2 separate regions of the Homo sapiens genome follow, and region 2 is linked to region 1. The links are chromatin loops, found by intact Hi-C in ENCODE. Cell type or tissue: transverse colon. All regions are shown on one strand. Links, peaks and the distances in the headings refer to the core of each region. The heading gives the core; the rest is flanking DNA.

What was found. A loop is a pair of places that touch in the nucleus more often than their neighbours do. Peaks named below come from ENCODE experiments on the same cell type or tissue, not always from the same donor. Only the 100,000 strongest peaks of a DNase experiment are listed, where the experiment ranks them.
Region 2: a loop joins it to region 1, with 4 times the contacts of the local background. A loop is called at or near these places in 19 of 110 quality-filtered maps.

What each region holds. Positions count from the first base shown.
Region 1 is chr17:63,410,334-63,420,068 of GRCh38, reverse strand. TANC2 (tetratricopeptide repeat, ankyrin repeat and coiled-coil containing 2) reads right to left here. Exons shown (of 28, transcript NM_001394998.1): 22 at 8,383-8,558; 23 at 7,939-8,071; 24 at 7,360-7,389; 25 at 6,435-6,526; 26 at 4,395-4,541; 27 at 1,662-1,762; 28 at 1-70. It overlaps LOC105371856 (a long non-coding RNA gene), which reads left to right and starts at 5,639. Exons shown (of 4, transcript NR_188626.1): 1 at 5,639-5,662; 2 at 5,758-5,915. In transverse colon, for the core only: no CTCF peak of the experiment used is centred there; no DNase peak of the experiment used is centred there.
Region 2 is chr17:62,971,883-62,981,617 of GRCh38, reverse strand. The region is part of intron 1 of TANC2 (tetratricopeptide repeat, ankyrin repeat and coiled-coil containing 2); the gene reads right to left. Among named protein-coding and RNA genes, the nearest start is that of TANC2, 11 kb to the right of the region's middle. In transverse colon, for the core only: no CTCF peak of the experiment used is centred there; no DNase peak of the experiment used is centred there.

The DNA of each region.
Region 1 (9,735 bases), core at 4,001-6,500:
CTGGATCTCACGGTTGTTGGGACACAGCTTGATGGCCTCGTTCAGGTCCTCTAAGGCTGCTGCGAACTGTCTGCTTGACAAAATGTGAACACAGGAACTGGAGTTATTCTGAATCCAGAGAAATCACCAAGAGCTGAGAACATGGTCACTATCTCAGAGAGCTGTGGTGGCGTCTGTGGGAGTCTGGGGTATTTCGGTTTAGTTGGATTTATAGGGAAGGAAACAGGAAGACTCATTCTGGAAGAGTCCGAATGATTCCCTAACCCATTCGGCCTCCATCTTCCTTCTGGCCTCTCTGGGAATAGTGGAGAAATGCCCCATTTTGTCAGTCCAGCCAGGCCCTTCGGGAAGTTGTTTTGGTGCCCAAACACACACCAGGCAGTATGAGAGTTGGGTGGGGTTGTCATTTACAGGGTCACTGTCAAGTAGCTTAGGAACAAAAAAAACTACATATTTAAAAATCTTGCTGATCCAGCAGAAATTTTTCTTTATATTCTCAATATTTTAGCTCCAAATTTCAGGCCTGTTCTACTCTAGGCAAGAACCCTGTCCTCTGCCCTTTCTAACCCTCATCTCTCAGAATTGCTGTGTCTCCATTTGCTCTATCAAAGTGGGGCAGGCATTAGGCTTGCTGACTAGGTCACTCGGGGCTGGAGCTGAGCTGACTCCAAGGAGACTCTAATTTACAAATGAAGAAATGAACTGTCAGAGACATTCCCATCTTCTCTACTAATATCACCTGACAGGGGCAACTGACCTTGTGAAAAAGGAACTACCCAGAGGGAAGGAGAATTTCAGTCAGATTTCTGTGAGGACTTCGTTGCCCCAGCTAGGTAAGAGTGCGATCACTGCCACCACCATCACTAGCCTCAAGCTGGGTGTGATTTTCGGGACCATGTGCCCCTGGCCATAGCAGTGAACCTGAAGCAGTTCTTTCCCATGCAGCTGGGGAGGAGGAGGGCAGGAGGCATAAGAGACAGTGACAAGTTACACAAAGATCACTGATGGCAGGTTCTAGGTTATTCTGGGAGCTTTTCTGCCCAGTGGCCAAACTAAAGCAGATGGGCACAAGGAATGTGGAATGGTGTTCTCTTAGAGGGTCCTCTCCATCCTGGCAGCAAGGACCTCTTGACTCTGTGTGTGTGTGGTGGGTGATGGTTTAGGTGGAAGGGGGTCTGATGCCACCAGACTTGAGGAGAGCCCCAGAGGGAAGACTAACTAATCCGGGATTCCTCAAACGCCTATGGGAGAAGGAAGAGGAACCTGTGATGTTAAGTGAACCATCCTACTTTCCCTCTAAAGCGGGGGTGGGGTGCTCTGCTTAAGTGATTTCTTTAAGTCGCCGTTGTCTCTTTGTGCTAGCTGCTCTGGGGGTTGAAAAATGCCTGAGATACGGCAGAGGCTTCTTGGAAGAAGCTGCCATTCTCCAGTGAAAAAGTGTTTTTCTCCCGAAGTGAAACATTCGTGGCCTCCACAGCCCAGCAGATTTGCTGATCTTGAGCTGAGGGCTGTGCTATGGGAGCCATCCCCAAAGCTTGGCCCTGACAGTTCTCAAGGACAGAGATGTATTTGGGTACATATGCCCCAGGGTGGCCGACGCTGCCTTGGCCAAATTTTCAGAAAAGAGACCTCTTGCTTTCACCCTCTCTCTCTCTCCTCACCTGCTGCTGCGTTTTGCCCTTGCTCTCGCATAGTAAGCTTCATAAGATTTCGGTTTCAGCTCCAGGGCCTTAGTAGCAAATTCCTCCGCCATTCCAAAATCCTGTCATTACAATAGGTGTGCAAATGAGTCATTGATGAGATATAAAAAATAGACAACTTGGGAATAAAACAAATTATTTGTACATTTTTTGACATTCATGGATGGAACGCCTGGGACGCTAGACGTGCCTGACATGGCTCAAGCCGCGTGGCCTGTGGACTGAAAGTTCCTTCTGCCTTTGTCCTGTGTAGCGCTGCGACTGCTCACTGGACTTTATCTGCCCAGAATATTAAAATAGTTTTAATTTTCCCTCTTTTTGCCTTTCTAATAAAGTTCTCAGCCCGGAAGCCAAACACCAACCCTTTCCAGTGAAGCTCCTGAAGTTATCCATGCATGTAGGAGGCAAACGCACACATGTCCACATTTCACGTGGACCCTGGTCTGAGCCCCACACCTTCCTGCTACATGCACTACACTGTGGCTTTCTAAGGGACAGGTGAGAAGGTGTCCTGTAAAGTCCGGGAGGATGACGTCTGTAAAGGAAACTGCACTGACTACAGAGACTAGAGGGAGAGGGGGTGTCAGACAGACCTGGGTTCAATTCTCTGACCAGCTTCATAACCCCCAAGTGTATAGTGTATTTTCTCATCCATACCTACCCCGGGGGTAGGATCAAGTGTGATACAGTATTTAAAAGCCCTGCACAGTTCCCGGCACATAGTAGGTGCTCATTAATTATCGTTTTCTTTCTATTTCACAGAGGCTTCTCTGATCTGTTCCTTTTTTTAACTGGTTCCTTACTTAGGAAACACTTAAAATTAAAAATAAAACAAAACAAGAGAAGACCCCAGCTGTGACTGAGGTCTGTGCTCTCCCTAGAGGAACACGCTCACAGGCATGTCATTCCTGAGAACCCCTGGAAACAGAGACTGGGGGGTGGGGTGGGGAACAACGCCGACTAGGCAGCCTATGGTTTTCAGTATTCCCTTAAATACTAAGCTAAAAGAGAAGGCTTTCCCCTTCTTTTAGTGTCAAAGCCACAGTATAGCATGGTAGCCTCTGGTTATGGTCATGAGTCCTAAGGCAGAAAACAAGGCCTTGGGCAGAACAAAGGCCCTGGGGCATAGGTAAAAAAATTTTTTAAAAGTTGATGGGAAATCCTCTACCTAAGAAGACAGACGTCTGGTGTTTGGCACAGTATTGGCCCAGGAGGTGATTAACAACCGCTTCTGAACAAATGTGGAGCTAGAAAGAATTTCAGCTTTTATGGGTCACCCTCTCCCTGCTCTGCTTCCAGCCTTACCCTTTTATTTGTTCTTTTGGGACCATCATTATTCCTAAAAATATGAGGGCATTTTTAAAAAGTCTATTATTTGGTAGGGAAAAGAGATCAGTGGGTTGGCAGCAACTTCTGAGCTTTGCCTCATCCTCATCGGCTGGTGCAGGGGAGGCCTTGGTGCTGTTCCTTTCATTTCACAGGAGACCCCAAGAGCATGAAAATCTGTCTCCCGAGACCGCCACCTTCTCCCTTCCCGGGGTTGGGGGGCCTCTTCCACATCCCCACTTCCCTCAGCACCCTGGAGCAACTCTGCCTCTGAGGGCCATGGCCGTGTTCTCTGAGACAGTCAGGTTTAACTCTGCCTCTGAAGGTCATGGCTGTGTTCTCTGAGATAGGTTTAACTCTGCCTCTGAAGGTCATGGCTGTGTTCTCTGAGACAGTCAGGTTTAACTCTGCCTCTGAAGGTCATGGCTATGTTCTCTGAGACAGTCAGGTTTAACTCAGGTTCCTTCCAGTGTCAGGGTTTAGGGTCTGGAATGGATGATCTAAAGGTTACACACACAAATCTTTCTGGAAGATCCCTGGCCATGAGGTTCAAATCTTGCTTCTGTCCAGCTGAGTTTTTAATTGATCAATACATCTGTTTGGCTTGGATTATTTTTATCTCCTGAGGAACTGTGAGACCTCAGGCAGGTAGATGTCAGAGACTCCTGACACAATCTTAGCTATTTCCAAAACCTGAGAGAGGGTTCTTGGCTTGGAGTGTCTTCACGTTAAAGGGCAGTGGCTGAGGGAGCAGTGTCTGGGGACATGTGAGATGGGTCTGCAAGGTAGGCAGGAAGGACCGTGGCTTACCAGGGAGACGATAAAGGTCCAGGGGGAGTTCTGAGATTCCCCCTAGGACAAGAAGGGACATAGCATGCTGGGATACAAAGATGAGGAAAGAGGCGAAAAGTTCGATAGCCTCAGAAATTAAACCTTCAAGACCATGGTCCAAGCCCTCTCCTTAGCCCTTCTTCAAATGATAAGGGAATATACCTGAGAGTAATGACTACAATTCACATCTAATTGCAACTGGAATTCTAGTGACCACTGCTCTCACATTTTCCCAAAGACCAGAACACTGACTTGGTGGTATGGGGGTGGGAAAGATGGTATTCTCATCACTTTCAGTTAAATTATGAACATTCAGAAAGCTGCAAAGTACTCGCAGCATTAATTTCTGTACAGTTTGAGATACAGATTGTACTTAGACTTGATTTCTTTCAAATTGCAAATGTCAGTGCTCTGTGAAGGACAACCAAGTTCCAAATGGGGCAGAGGAGGATTTCAGGGGCCTGGTAAAAGCTAGTGAGTGACACAGGCTATCAGCTACCAGGATTGCAGAAAGGAGTTGGGGTGACAGGGACTTACGTTCATTTTCCTGCGACACCGAGAGAGGTTGAGGAGGAGAGACACCTTTAGTTCCCGGAAAGTTTTCAAGTCCTCACCAAACCCTTCTCTAGGGAACTTCTTCAGGGCGTACTGGTAGCGCTGGGCAGCTTCCTTTACTTTACCTTTCTAATGGGAGCACAAGATGGCGAAACACACAGTTGGTCTGCTGAACAGCTGAGGAAGTGTGGTCCCCACTCCCTTCTTCTTCTCAGCAGCTGTTACTAAGGGCTAACCCTCCCAAACGCCAGCCTAGAGAGGAGTTCTGGCCCTGATGGTGAGGGCAGAAGGGTCTAGTCTTTTCTATAGGAAACTCACCTGGCAGGAAAGGCAAGGTTGAGGGGATACCCAAGATACAAGCCAGGGAGGCAAAGCCTTGGCAAATGGAAGGCCCTGGACCCTGACTTCCCAACTGGATTCCAAAGAGGCTGACCATGCTCATTTCAAAGTTCCTTTGCTCTCTATAACACATATGACTTCCTAACCCCAAGCACTCCAAAGTTATTACTTCCTCCTTAATTTCTGGCTTGTCTGGAGAACTGTTTTTTTGGTCTGACGCTCCACCTGGCCAGCCCTCTAGAAGTCACTCTCTTCCTCATGAAGGATGTGGGAGCTAAAGCAGTCTAGCAGTTGCTTCCCTAATCTCATGGCATAAAATAATACCAATCAGTGTTCCCCATTTTTGGAAAGGCATGGAGTAGGGTGGCAGTAGAAAAGTGAAGTTTAGAGTTTGTGATTCCATCTGATGTTGCAGGAGGGATTATCCAAGAGGAAGTAAATCTATGACCAATTTAGAGATCTGGCCACAGCGACCTTGAACTTTTCTTCCACTTTGTATCTGAAAATCTATAAGCTGAGACCAGAAAGATGCAGGCGGCATCTCCCACCCCTTTAGCTGATCTTTATCCACTCTATTCCTTCTCTATAGTTACAACTCCACAGGGATCCCAGTCTTTTACTTTTCCCTTAGCACCATTCACTAAGGAGAGATTTGGAGTCTTTCAAGGTAGAATTCTGAGGGGAACAATAATGGCACTGCATATTTTCATTAAGAGGACTCCTCGCCTCAGAATACCAGAAGTTATGCTATAACCAGGACATAATCTGAGAGTAATGCCATTGTGAAGTCCATAAATATGACATCTAGGGTAATGAGGACCTTCTATGAAGTCACGTAAAATCAAGGTTGGGCCAGGGCTTAAGCTTCCTGAAAGCCTGGGAGTCCTAGATTACCGTGACTCATTCAAAGGGTACTTAGAAGATAGAATTCTGCTCCTAGGAACTTGTACACTCCTGACACAGGTGAGAATAATATGCTTCACAACTATTTCTCCTTATCTTTTAGTCTTGGGGAAGTGTCAGTGATGACTGCTGCCAAAAACTGGGTTGGATTTGTATGAAGCTTCGGGACAGGGTAATCCAGCTGATCCAGTGCGATGACTTTGACATGTAATAGACCAAGGAATTCATTTGTGTCAGGGTATGGAGCCTTCAGCTTGGACTGTGAGTACAAAAAGCCTCCACAGTTTTTGTTATTGTCATTCAGTGAATGATTTCAAACAAATCTTATAATTGCTATTTGTCTTGGTTTCCTTATCTTATTCAAGGATGCTGATAAGCTATTGTTACTATATACTTTTTAATCTATGTATATATTATGACATATGAAAGCTAGGATCAACATACTGGAAATAGCTATACTACATAATTTTACTTTGACTTGTCTCATGAGTTTCCAGATCCTACCTAACAGATTCCATGTAAAAATCGACAAAACCATGGGTGAGTGACCAGGTGAAACCAGGGCTTTAGATTGATCAGCTGCAGGCAACTATAGGCTACTCTTGCTCTCTTGGTAAGGCAGAACCCCAGGATCCCCAACATATGAGGCCATCACTGAGGAACAGTAGTTTCCCTTTGCCTCTACGCAAAGGATGAGAATTATCAAGACTTTGTAAGATTCTACACATGGAAAACAGTCAGTGGCTGTTCTGAAGAAACTGTGTCCCTCCCTCCCCTCACCTTATAAAACATGTCCCCCTCTTCCATCAGCTTGCTCAACAGGATGATCATGATGTCTGGCTTGGAGGTGGCCATCGCCCATGTGGCTGGACCTGTAGTGTACAGGATGCATGATGGGTAAAAAACTCATACAATGTAAGGGTGGTAGGAAGCTAGGTGAAAAAAATACCCTAGGGGAATTTCTGCTGAGAGAACAACTTGCTCCACAATTAGTACCTCATCTTTTAGACCTGGGAGTATTTTAGTAACTCCCACTGCCAAGAAGCTGCATTGGATTTGTATTCACCTTAAAATAAGAATACTTGAACCATGTGAGCCTGCCCCACGCGAGGGCAGCAAAGCCTGCGTGCTGCATGTGGGCAAGCAATGGCTCAGTTTGGAATTATTTTAAATAAGGAATTGGGAGGAAGGATTTATATTAAACATTACCACAGGATTTGAAAAGTCCAAAAAGGGTAATTTATTTTGGATTTGGGACTCAAAACCCCCAGATGTTTAGCCTCTTAACTTTAAAATATGTACTTTGCAGAAGGGAAACCACTGATAACTCTAAAGTTTCCCTTAAATGATAAGTACCAACTAGGACTCCCCGGGATTCACTTTGAAGCAGGAGCACAGTTCGAATGTCAATCAGATGTGAAACAAACCAACATTACTGAGGATGACTTTACCCACAAAAAGAAAGAAAAGGTTAAATTGATTAGTTTACAAATGCCTGAATTATTTACAAACTATGCTTTTCAAGGTTAGTTATCAAAAGTTCAAGTTATTCTCTACAACAGTCATTAAAAAAAATCTTCTTTTAAGGTGAAGTAAATTAAAAGATTAGAGGTGTAGGGAACTCATGCAGGCTAAACCAAAGAGGAGAAGGCAAAGCTGACCAAGCCATCAGACCACGCCTGATGCTGACAGCGGTGAAATATACCTCGTGGGCGACTCGGTAACGTCTGACAACCTTCAAAGAAAGGAGAAAACAAAAAGTTGTAGGAGAGGAAAAAAAAATGGATGAAGGTGAAAAAAAAAAAAAGAAGGAAAAAGCAGCAGTGAGAGGCAGGCAGCACAAAGCCAGCATATCAGCCAACCCTCGTCTATAGGTCTGTGGGCTTGGGGAGCAGCTGGGACAGCGGCAGCAGGGACTTGAGTCTGAAGCACATTCAGAGCAAGGGAAAGCAAAGGCTCACGGCAGCGCAGAGATCCAGGATGCTGATAGAGTGGGGCTGGAACAGAGGCAGTGCTGAGAGGTGCTTAAGGCCAGAGCAGCCTCCTGGCTAAGGCTACAAGGGACATGGTAGAGAACCACGTGGTTCTGGACACAGGGGACTGCAGACCATGGCTCAGATGGCGCTTTCCCTGGGCCAAGAGCCTCTCTGTTCACTTGGACAATAATTGGGCCAGGGAGGAGGGGGAACTATATACACTCACACCAAATACCCAGGGCAGCCAGACCACTGGACCAGTCTGGCCCCTGGGCACAGATGGCCAACATCCTCTTCCCTTCTCCTACCTATCTTGGCTCCTTTCTTCAGAAGAGTGACAACAACAGAAGTGTTCCGGCACCCCACTGCCCTATCCAAAGGGCGCATTCCACTGTAGTCAACGTGCTCGATCATGGCCCCATGATCTACCAGGAACTGGACCTAGGACACGGATCAAGCAGAGAAGTTAGGACAGGCGTAATGGCTCAGCACTGTTCCACCGAGGGCTCTGGCTGCTGCCTGCCCTTTTTCAACTGCTGGCCTACCCCAGGCTATGCTGCCATGTATTTCAGGCCTTAGCTATATCCTTGATCTTTAACAGCATTTTGAATATTCTTGCTCTCTAGCAAGTATAGATCTGAGAGCTCTGTATCAGGAATCATCAATACATCACTCCACTTTCAACCCCAGGTAGTATGGATGGAGAATAGCCCCTCTCTCTGCTCTCTTGAGGCTTGTTTAAAGGTACTTACCACCTCAGCATCGCCATAGAAAGCTGCCAGATCCAGTGGGGTACGGCCATTCTTGTCAGCATGGTCTGTGGCAGCTCCGTTATCCACCAGAGAACGTACTACTGAGAGATGGCCCTTCAAACAAGCCCAGCTGAGGGCTGTCAATCCTTCTTTGTCCATAAGAGCAATGGAGGCACCTGCAAAGGCAAGTGATAGCACAGGGCTGAGGAGACATGGAATCACACAGCAGGAGGGGAAGTACGCTGAAGGGGCATGCTCCTGCAAAGAACACTGCTCGTTTCTGGACTATTTCCATTTTAAGACTGATGCTGGTATGCCAGTTGTATCTCAACTGTTAAAAGTTCATCCTATAAGCTTTCAATAAAACAGATTCCAGTCGTTTTACTGAGTATTCAGGGTCATCCACAGTCTATTCCTAATTACTCTCTATACCTGTTTTATTATTCCCCTGTGAGAATCCTCCACTTTGGCCAAATGGATGTGCTCACTGCCTCTCGGATCTCCCGTCAATCCTCCCGCATCCTCACTCTCTGCCTCTCGGATCTCCCGTAAATCCTCCTGCATCCTCACTCTTGGTCATGCTGCTCCATGTGTGGAAGAGCTTTTCTTCCCCCATGACTTGCCTCACTTCTCATTCTCTAGGAACTATCTCCATCCTCCTGCCTCTAAGAAGCTTCTCACAGTTCACTGCTACCTCATCTTAAGTATGCTTAACATAAGTCAACTTATTCCATTATTTCTTTTTATGTATACTATTTGCATGTAATAAATTCTCAATGAGCATTTTCTTCTGCTTCTTTTTTTTTTTTTTTTTTTTTTTTTTTTTGAGATGGAGTCTTGCTCCGTTGCCCTGGCTGGAGTGCAGTGGCCCAATCTTGGCTCACTGCAACCTCCACCTCCCGGGTTCAGACAATTCTCCTGCCTCAGCCTCCTAAGTAGCTGGGATTAAAGGCATGCACCACCATGCCTGGCTAATTTTTGTATTTTTAGTAGAGATGGGGTTCACCATGTTGGCCAGGCTGGTCTTGAACTCCTGACCTCAAGTGATCCACCTGCCTCGGCCCTCACTGCACCAGAGTTCGGTGAATGTTTTCTGAGCTGAGCAGAAGCCTTCCATTGATAATAGTGCTAACTCCTTGAGACAGTCTCATCAAATAGGAGCCCAGGACATGTTTGTCATTGATCACGATGCCAGGGCCCCTTCTCCCTCCCCAGGTGGGGGAAATAAACACGAGAGGACACTGAGCCCAGGACAAGAAAGAAATCTAGAGTTTAATCTAATAAAGTTAAATTCATAGAATCAAAGAATAAAATGGTGGTTACCAGAAACTAGGAGATGGGGGGGGGGGATTG
Region 2 (9,735 bases), core at 5,562-8,061, 440 kb after region 1:
TCAGAAATCATTGTAGGGAATGCCCTACAATGAACCAGGAGATACAGTCAACAACAATAAGAGGTTGTAGGTAATATAGTCAGATGACATGAGATACAAAGCTAGAGACTTTCAGGGAAGAAAGAAGGAGAATAATGTGAAAGCTGCAAATGGGGAATAATAGGTCTAGTGGTCTGAGAGTTATGTTCACAGCAATGCAGAAAAGGAGAAAAGAGGAAGAATTACAGGAACATATCCTTGAGAAGGTGAGGGGGGGTAGGTTCTAATGGACAACTGAAGGAAATGACCTTCAACAGAGAAAAAGACAGTTATTTCATAATAAGATTGGTAAAGATGCAGGTGGTGGGAAGATTATTTCTATTTTCTTAATGAAACAGAAAGCAAGGTCATCAGCTGAGAGAGAAGATGGAATGGAAATACTGACAATGTGAATGCAAGGGAAAGATATAATCATCTAAGCAATGGGAACGTGAAAGAACTAGAGTTAACAAGACAGCTGGGCAGCACTAAACCATGAACTTAAAGTCATTAAGTACTAGCCAAGAATTGAAAGTCAACATAGCTGTTTGCTCGAGCCATATTCACCTACAAGTATACAGGTATAAAACAGATGGAGTTGGTTTTCATCAAGGTTTGGCCAAGCAAGAACAACTCAGGGAGAGAAGTCAAGAGGGTTGAAAGTAGACTCAGAAGAGCAAGTGTAATGACAGGCTTTGGGAACTCAGCTAGTTGGAAAAGGAAATGAGGATATGAGGGTACGATGTAACAGAAAAGGTGGCAAATGAGAAAGTCCCAGTGAGATGAAAGAATTAAGACTCTTGGGTACTAGAAGTAAGCCAGAAAAATAGGAGGTGGTAGGTGGAGAGTAAAATGTCAGAAACTGATAAAGAAATCAGAATCTCTGGGAGTGAGTCCTAGGCATCTATAGTTTTTCAAAGCTCCCCAGTTAATGCAGATGCCCTGAGAGTTTAAAAGCATCTGCACAGGATATGCCACAGAGTTGAATGGCTAAGATAAATCAATGGAGGAGAGGAAGTCAGGAAGCCAGAGTATTGCATGTTAAGTATTCTTTACCCAAAATGCTTTGGGCCAGAAGTGTCTCAGATTTCAAATTTTTTTCAGATTTTGGAATATATGTACCACAGAGCATCCCAAATCTGAAAACCTGAAATCTTCCAATGAACATTTCCTTTGAGTTGTCATGTCAGCACTCAAAAAGTTTCTAATTTTAGAGCATTTCAGATTTTGGATTTTCAGATTACAGATAACCTATATGAAAAGCATCTGTATGGATCCTGAAATCACCAACAACTACATGACTGGAGTAGTGGGAGAGAGCCCAGAAGTCTAGATGCAGCAATAAGAAACAAACAGAACATCTCTGTTCCCAATAGGAGGAGCCACCACTAAAGAACTCTTCAGGGGAAGGAGTGCCCTCAGGAAGAGAGCTCAGTTTCAGGTACAGTAAGGAAATCAAGGTATTGTTTAGAGAAGAGGTTAAAAAGAAACGGTGTTTTACAGGTGACTGACAATAAACTCTAAAAGGCACAGAGGAAAGGTTTCAGAGTCACACAGTGGTGAAAACTGGGGTCAGACAAGAGAGACGAAGGAAAGAGAAGGTTCAAGCCAAACTAGTGGAGGAGAATAAGGCCAGGAAATCTCAGAAAGCAAGCTGCCATTCACTCATTCATTCATTTATTTATTTGAGACAGGGTCTCACTCTGTTGCCCATGCTGGAGTTGCAGTGGTGCTAACACGACTCACTGCAGCCTAGACCCTCCCAGGCTCAAGCTATCCTCCTGCCTCGGCCTCCCATGTAGCTGGGACCACAGGCATGTGCCACCACACCCAGCTAATTTTTAAAATTTTTTGTGGATACAAAGTCTCACTTTGTTGCCCAGACTGGTCCAAACTCCTGGCCTCAAGCAATCCTCCCACCTCAGCCTCCCAATACTAGGATTACTAAAGGCGTGAGCCACCGTGCCCTGCCTTGCCACATTTTTTAAAAGTACAGAAAAGCAAGAGAAGAGAAAGCTCTGTAAATTTAAAAAATGCTTTCCTAAACCCAGCCACACTCTAAAATATTTTTAAAATTTATTTCAAATAAAAATGAGTCCCAGAAAAGTATCAAGGTTAATCTCATACGAAGTTGCTAGTATAAGAAATGAGAGAATAGGAGTAGAATATCCCTACAGACAATGAAGGCATGCCAGAAAGACATGCCCATATAACAGACCAAAACTGTTAACATGCTATTGCAAAATAAGGTAAAAGATCTTTACTTTAAAGAATAAGACCAAAAAAAGAGAAAAAACTGGGGTCAGAAAGGCAGAAACACAGAACTATAAAGACAGGAATTACTGGCAGCATTGGGTTTCTCATGATATAAAAGGGATAAAGTATACCGTGAGATTAAACCTGAAAATCTCAGGGCATATAAGGATGGTAAAACTGCATGTATAGAAGACACTTATAAAGAAAGGAGAATCAGACTTTTCATCTGCACAAAAGGCTTGAAGACAGTGGTATAACGTGTACATGCTGCATGAAAAAAAAGGATTATGATCCATGAATACTATGTCTGGTCAAAATACCTTTCACTAATCAAGATAAAAGACATCTTCATTCAAGTAAGGATTAGGAAATTATGCCATATACATTCTGGGGAAATTATTCCAAAATTTTATTAAATGCTTTGCTGGCATCTATTGAAATCAACATGGGGCTCTTTTTTCCAGTCTCCACAACTCCCACAGTTGCAGCCAGCAGTACAGATATGGCCAAATCCAAGAACAATATCACAGAAGACCAGTCCTGAAAATGGCACAGAAATGGCTTCAAGACATTCAGATTCTAAGGAATGCATAATTCTGCCAACAAGCCCAACAAAAAAGTCCTCGAAAAGATTCAGGCCAACATTTCCAAGGCAATGAGCACCTATACAGAGGCCAAAAAGGTGCTCCTCAAGCCCAAAGTAATCAAATTGGTACTCTTAAAAGGTACCAGCCCTGAACTGGATATCACCCACACCATCCATCCCAGTCTCTTTCCCAGCTGTCCATACTGTCAACATACTAAGCTTTGGCAACCAATGGCCAGTAACGAGGTCAAGGCCAAGGCACAGGACCCATAGAGTCCCCTCTAAAGACCCCAGAATAAAGACTTTTGTCTATCAACTTTTAAGACCAAAGAACTGTATAAAACTTGGACTGCTGTCCACATGGGCAGGCATCTCCCTATGCTATTTTGTATAAATACAATACGAAGCCCCTAACTCTCCCCAAAAAAAGAGAAATAATCATGTAGTTTTTATCTCAGAATGTGTTAATATTATACAATATTTTAATATTTTAATGCCCTTGCCTTCCTGCAATAAACTCTACTTGATCATAGTGTATTACCTTTTAAACACGTGGCTAGATTTATTTTGCTAATACTTTATTTCAAATGTTTGCTTCTCTAGTCATAAGAGTGAACTAATGTTTATAATAGCAAAAAAAGGAAACAATCTTAACATCCATCAGTTGGGAAATAACATAATAAATTATGGTACAGTGTACTATAAAATATTATTCAGCTTTTAAAAATTAGAGTTCCATTTACTGAACTGAAGTGATAGCCATGATATATTGTTAAATGAGTAATACATGTTACTAAGCAATAAATAATATGATCCCTATTTAATTAGAAAAACAAGAAGCCTGTATATTTATGTGTATATGCTTATATATTTTTGAGCAAAGAGAAACACACTGAAAAAATACTCCTTATCAAAGTGTTGGTTAACGTTGGCTACTCCAAGGAATATAACTAGAGAAGGGAGAAACCCGAGGGGAGAGGAAAATATCAACTTTTTCTTTATTGACTCCTAGAGTTTGTTTATTTTAGTGGTTGCAAGCAGATGTATTACTTTTGTAATTTAAAAAAATAGGTAGAATGTTAGGGGATGGGGAGAATATTACTTTTGTAATTAAAAAAAAATAGGTAGAATGTTAGGGGATAGGGGAGAAATACCCCAGCTGCCCATTATAAGTAATGACAATTAACATTTGTTGACAACCAATAAATGCCTACATTTAACATATCCAAAGACAAAAACAATTAAATTATCTAAAGCAAGGAGAAGACTCATTATATGAAGTTATTTTAAAATTCAAAACAATCCAATCTGGAACCAAATTTGCATATAAGTAGTCTTTCCCAAGTGCATTAAGTGAAATGTCTTCAGGATGAACTATTCTTTAGTTTATAACTAGCACAAACTTATCAGTTTATAAAGATCAGGAAAACTAAAGATGAAACTAAGAGAAAATGAGTCAAGTTCATTTAAAGAAAAAGATTCAATAATTATACTAAAGATACACAGATAAGCAGAAATTGACAAAGTGCTACAGAAATAACTGAAGCTTAGGGAAAAATGGGATTGTTATATGTCAAAAATGTTTATGTAGAAACAGAATGCTTGTTCCCTGGGGCTGCAAAGAAATAGCACTTGAACATAAATTTAATTCTCTCAGCAAGGCCATTTTTACTTTCTGCAGAAAGGGTACACTCGCCAACAGTTTTGCCACAAGAGTGCATGGAACAAAGGAGACAGGGTCATTTATAACCTGACGCGTCCACCTTACTGCTGTGTCTGGTTTCCATCGGCTGGAACGGGACCTCACATTCTGTATTTGTCACGATTGGCTAGCGACTTGGAACTTTTTAAAAGAGGCAAAGGCAGAGGAGAACAAAGGAAGGAGGAAGTAACTTGTGGAATGCTAAGAAAGGTAAAAATACTTCCAAATAAGGAAGAGGAACAAGCTACGACCTAATGCTTTCTTGGACCAGTATAAGCATGCCAGGGCAAGTATTTAGGCTAAATTGTGAGAGCTAAGAATATAAAGTACATTAATTTTTTTTATTACAGGTAGTATTTAAGAATGTTAGCACGGATCTTTGAATAAATTTTGCTTCTAAGAGAAGTTACTATTTATTCCTAATTAGACGGGGAGGAAAGTTTCTTTGAAGAGGAACCTCTACTTTATTTTTTACAAGATTCTAAATAGTTAACTGATTATACCACAGAAAAAGGGGCAAAATTTTCCAATATATTATTTTACACTGTAAATAGATAAGTCCCTTTTTTATTAAGTAGGTAGATATCAAAAAAAAAAAAACCAGACAAACCCTCCAAGCAGTCCACCTTGACTGACTGTCACATACAATGTTTCAAAAAAGAAAGATTACAAAAAGCTGTCAACCTGAGGCACTGGCTGGGGGTAGGGGTGTAAGGAGCAAAGTTCAAGTTATTATTCACAAAAAAAGATATTTGTAGAAGTTAAAACTGTTTACATAATCAAACTGAAGAAAAGCTGTCAAGGGGCGCATCTCAAGAAACACTATGATTTGAGATTTTATAGAAAGGATTAAAATTAATTTTTGTCAAGTTAGTAGTGTTCAAAAGAAATAGTCCAAAAAAAATGCATAAAAAGAGTAGGCCCAGCAGTATCTGAGTTTTTCGGTTTACAGTTATTCAAAAACTCTTTCTCTCAGCTTTTATCAAATACTTCACAAAAGAAAATTTAAGGATATGAATAAAATAAATCAGTATCCAAACTACCATGGGTTTCTAAAATGCCTTGCAAGGCTGAAAAGGAAATCAAGACAAGATAACAAAGAAAAGCTGGAGTGACAATGCCAGTAAAAAATTGGGAGGAGCTGGCATATATCAAAAAAGAAAAATTTAGGATACTTTCCACAGGCTAATAAAAATTACCATTTATTAAGTACTAGACATCGTCCTAAGGATTTTCACCAAGATATTTTTCATTTCATCATCATAAAAACCCTGTGAGATAGATTTTTGGCCCCTCATACAATTAGTGACAGAGCAGTAATTCAAACCCATTTTCATGATTCAAAACTCATAAAGTCATATTCTTTCCAATATATACTGGTCTCATCATTGGAATTTCTAAACTTACAACTGAGCAACAGTACTGTCATCCTATAATATAGGAATGTCTGAATAACAGCTTTCAAACAAAGTCTGTCTCTACATTAAAAAAAAAAAAAAATTAAAAAAAAAAGCCCGAAAATGGAAAAGCTGATTCTCTGATCCTGAGGCAGAATATGGGTGTATGTGGTTGGACGGTTATTTATGTGGTTTAATAAGTCTTCATTCCATAGGCCCACTAAAGCTATTTACATTCATTCACACTAATTCACAATCCCAGGGTGCCCTAGAGGATTCCATGGAATTTGAACAGAAATAGAATTACAGAGTACAATAAATATGTATCAAGTTTCTATAACCTATAACCTAACTAGCTGTGCCTTACCAAATTTCAGCAACCACAACTAGAAATTGTGGGATTCCTCCACCCAATGAAAGATTAGGAATAAAGGGCTAAGAAGTGACTACCTTCATTTAGGCAGACAGAATTGCCTGAGATCTGAGATTTGAAGCACATTCTCCAAGCATAAAATGACTAAATCACAATCTCTATATACCCACTCTCGTTTCCAAGTTCAATAACTATAATCTACTTATAAGGCTGGATTAACCAGGGGATTTCCATGGCAGTAAAAAACTGGGGCCATATTTCTTAATGTTGTCAATCTTTATAATCAGCTACGTCATCATATGATAATGCTAGCATGGTATTACAGACAAGGAAATAAGAATGGCTACCTGGTCCAAAGATCATCCATTTGGAATGACAAGTTTTCCACTATTATTGCTTACGTACTTTTCTTTATGAATTTTATGTCTGTAACATTGGCTGATATCTACGAAAAGGAATATATCAATCACTGCCTTTTCATAACACTTTGCCACATAAAGAAAACAGTAAAATCTATCATCATTGGCTTACTGAACTTCAGGGAAGTGGCAAATATTAATAGTATGGTACATATGTTTTTGAACTATATTTTTCCCAGGGGTAGAAAAAATATGTAAGACACAGGATTCTGAATTACAATTTTAGCTTTTAAGGAAGAATATGAAATTTCCATCCCCAAGTCAAAGACAATAGTAGTAAAATTAACAACTTATACATAGTAGTCAATAAATATTTAAATGAATGAATATGTTAATACACTCCATAAAAATACCCCAGTTTTTCCAACATAACTAATCCACCTCAACTTTTAAACTTTACACACAAGGTGTCTGCCTAACAAACTAATATACAAAATCAAGGTTTTTAAAAATATAACAATGATCTTTTATTGCAAAAAATGTATATGAGAAACTGAGATGTGAGCGAAGAAAAACATTCTACTACATGCTGTTCTCCAAACTCCTCTCCACCTTTTAAAGAAAAAAAAAGGAATAGAATCTTGAAACACACTTTGTGAGAGTCTTATTCAGTGTTAGATGTAATAAGGGTGTCATCAGAGAGGTACAACAGGGGCCTGTGAGATAAATCATTACAAAAGCAAAGTGGCCAATCTTCTCAGTAAATAGAAGGAATTATGCCCTGCGAAGCCCTTCAAAAAAGTAGCTGGTATATCTCCAACTCATGATATTCAACGAACACTTAATGGGCACAGGCTATGTAACAGACCAAGGACTGACAAACTTATTCTCTAAAGAGCTAGCTAGTAAATATTTAGGCTTTGCAGGCCGTATGGTCTCGACAGCAACTAGTAGTCAACTCTGCTGCTGCACCCAATACCCAATATGTAAATAAGTGAATATGGCTAAGTTCCAATGGAACTTTCTTTATGGACAATGAAATTTGAATCTCCTTTAATTTTCATATGTCATGAAGTATCATTCCTCCTTTGATATCTTTTCAACTGCTTAAAATTGTAAAAACCATTCTTAGTTTGCAGGTCATACAAAAACAGACAATGGGCTGGATTTGGTCTATGGGCTATAGTTTGGCAACTCTTGCATTGTACAAAGAAAATCATTTGGCTAAAGTTCAGAGAATCTTCTCATCTTCCTCTTGCCACCAGCAAACATAAAAAAGAACAAAATCTGGTTTATCTTTAGGGTTAGTTTTAGTTACAGTCCAGGACTTACTCTGAGTAATATTTTAGATGGTGTGTATATTTCTCTAAACCTACCTCCTGGTGCCTAAAGTTTCCTCTAATTCCACAATAAGAGATGAGGTTTCAAAGGCATAACTGAGATAACGGTCAACAATCCTCACTCAATAAGTAGATAATGAGCACCTACTATGTACTAACTATACTGATGCTGAAAAGATGAAAAGTCACAGTGCCTGCTTAAAAGCTCACACATTAGTGATGAACCAGTCATATTAAATATTTAAAATATGTTACGGCCGGGTATGGTGGCTCATGCCCGTAATCCCAGCACTCTGGGAGGCTGAGACGGGCCGATCATTCGAGGTCAGAAGTTCAAGACCAGGCTGGCCAACATGGCAAAACCCCATCTCTGCTAAAAATATAACAAAATTAGCTGGGCATGGTGGCACATGCCTGTGATCCCAGCTACTCAGGAGGCTGAGGCAGGAGAATCACTTGAACCCAGGAGACAGAAGTTGCAGTGAGTCAAGATGGCCGCCATTACACTCTAGCCTAGGCAACAGAGTGAGACGCCGTGTAAAAAAAAAAAAAAAAATGCGGCAACTACTATATACACCAAGTGCAAGGGGAGAATAGATAGAGAACATCATGCCCAAGCCCACCTGGAGGAGTAAGCAAAACCTTCTTCACTCGGAAGACATTGGGCTAACGCATGATGGCTGTGAAGCAGTTTGCCCAGAGAACAAAGGAGAGGGCAGGAGTAGTCCATGAAAAAAAGAACTTCATAAAGGCATGAAAAGGTAGGAGAATACTACATACTGAAGGAACCACACACAGTTTACTACCGCTAAAGCACTTTGAAGACAGAAGTGGCAGGCAATGAGTCTAAAGAGGAGGCAGGGACCAGATCATTAAGGACCTTAAACGGTTTGCTAAGGAGTTTCCACTTTATCCATTCAGTGATGAGGAGCCAGTGAAAGATTCTGAAGAAAAAAGTGACATGATCAAATGACTATCTAGAAAGATCACTCTGGAAGCAACGCAATGGAAGAAATGTAGGCAAAGTTGACAAAAACACTAAAGGTGTTTCCTCAGCAATTGGATTTTTAAAAAAACACACCAACAAGATCATTTCTATAATGCAACTACTCAGTTTAAATGAGTGACATGAGACTCTCTTAAGTTCTGATAAACAAAGAAAGGAGTTTAAGATGCACTATAAACCATGTAGTGAATAAAGACAGAAATTGATATTACGGGGAAGAAAAGGCATAATAGAACACTAACACAATTATTTTGACTCTTAAATTTAGTAATGCTTACCTTTAACTATTCAAGAGCAAACAAGAGACCGAACATAACAAGATACGTCATGTGTGGCCCACAACAAAAAAACAACTTATATGACATATCCACAAACACAGCTTTCACATAATTTATAAAGATTTTTTAAAATAAACTGACCTAATAAATTTGTTTCCAGAAAAAATTATGGTATTATAGTTACTTTGACCCTTCTAGAAAAAAAAAGGTCCCAGAAAGTTTTTTCACTAATTGCGTAACCTGCTTTAGCCTTCTAAAACTCAGACCCAAAGTTCCTGTTCTCCATCTAATATTACCTTGAATCTTAAATACGCAAAGTAAAATGTCCTCTGAAACAGCGGTCCCCAACCTTTTTGGCAACAGGGACGTTTTTCCAGACAATTTTTCCAGAGGGTAGGGGGGCAGAGATGGTTTGGGGAT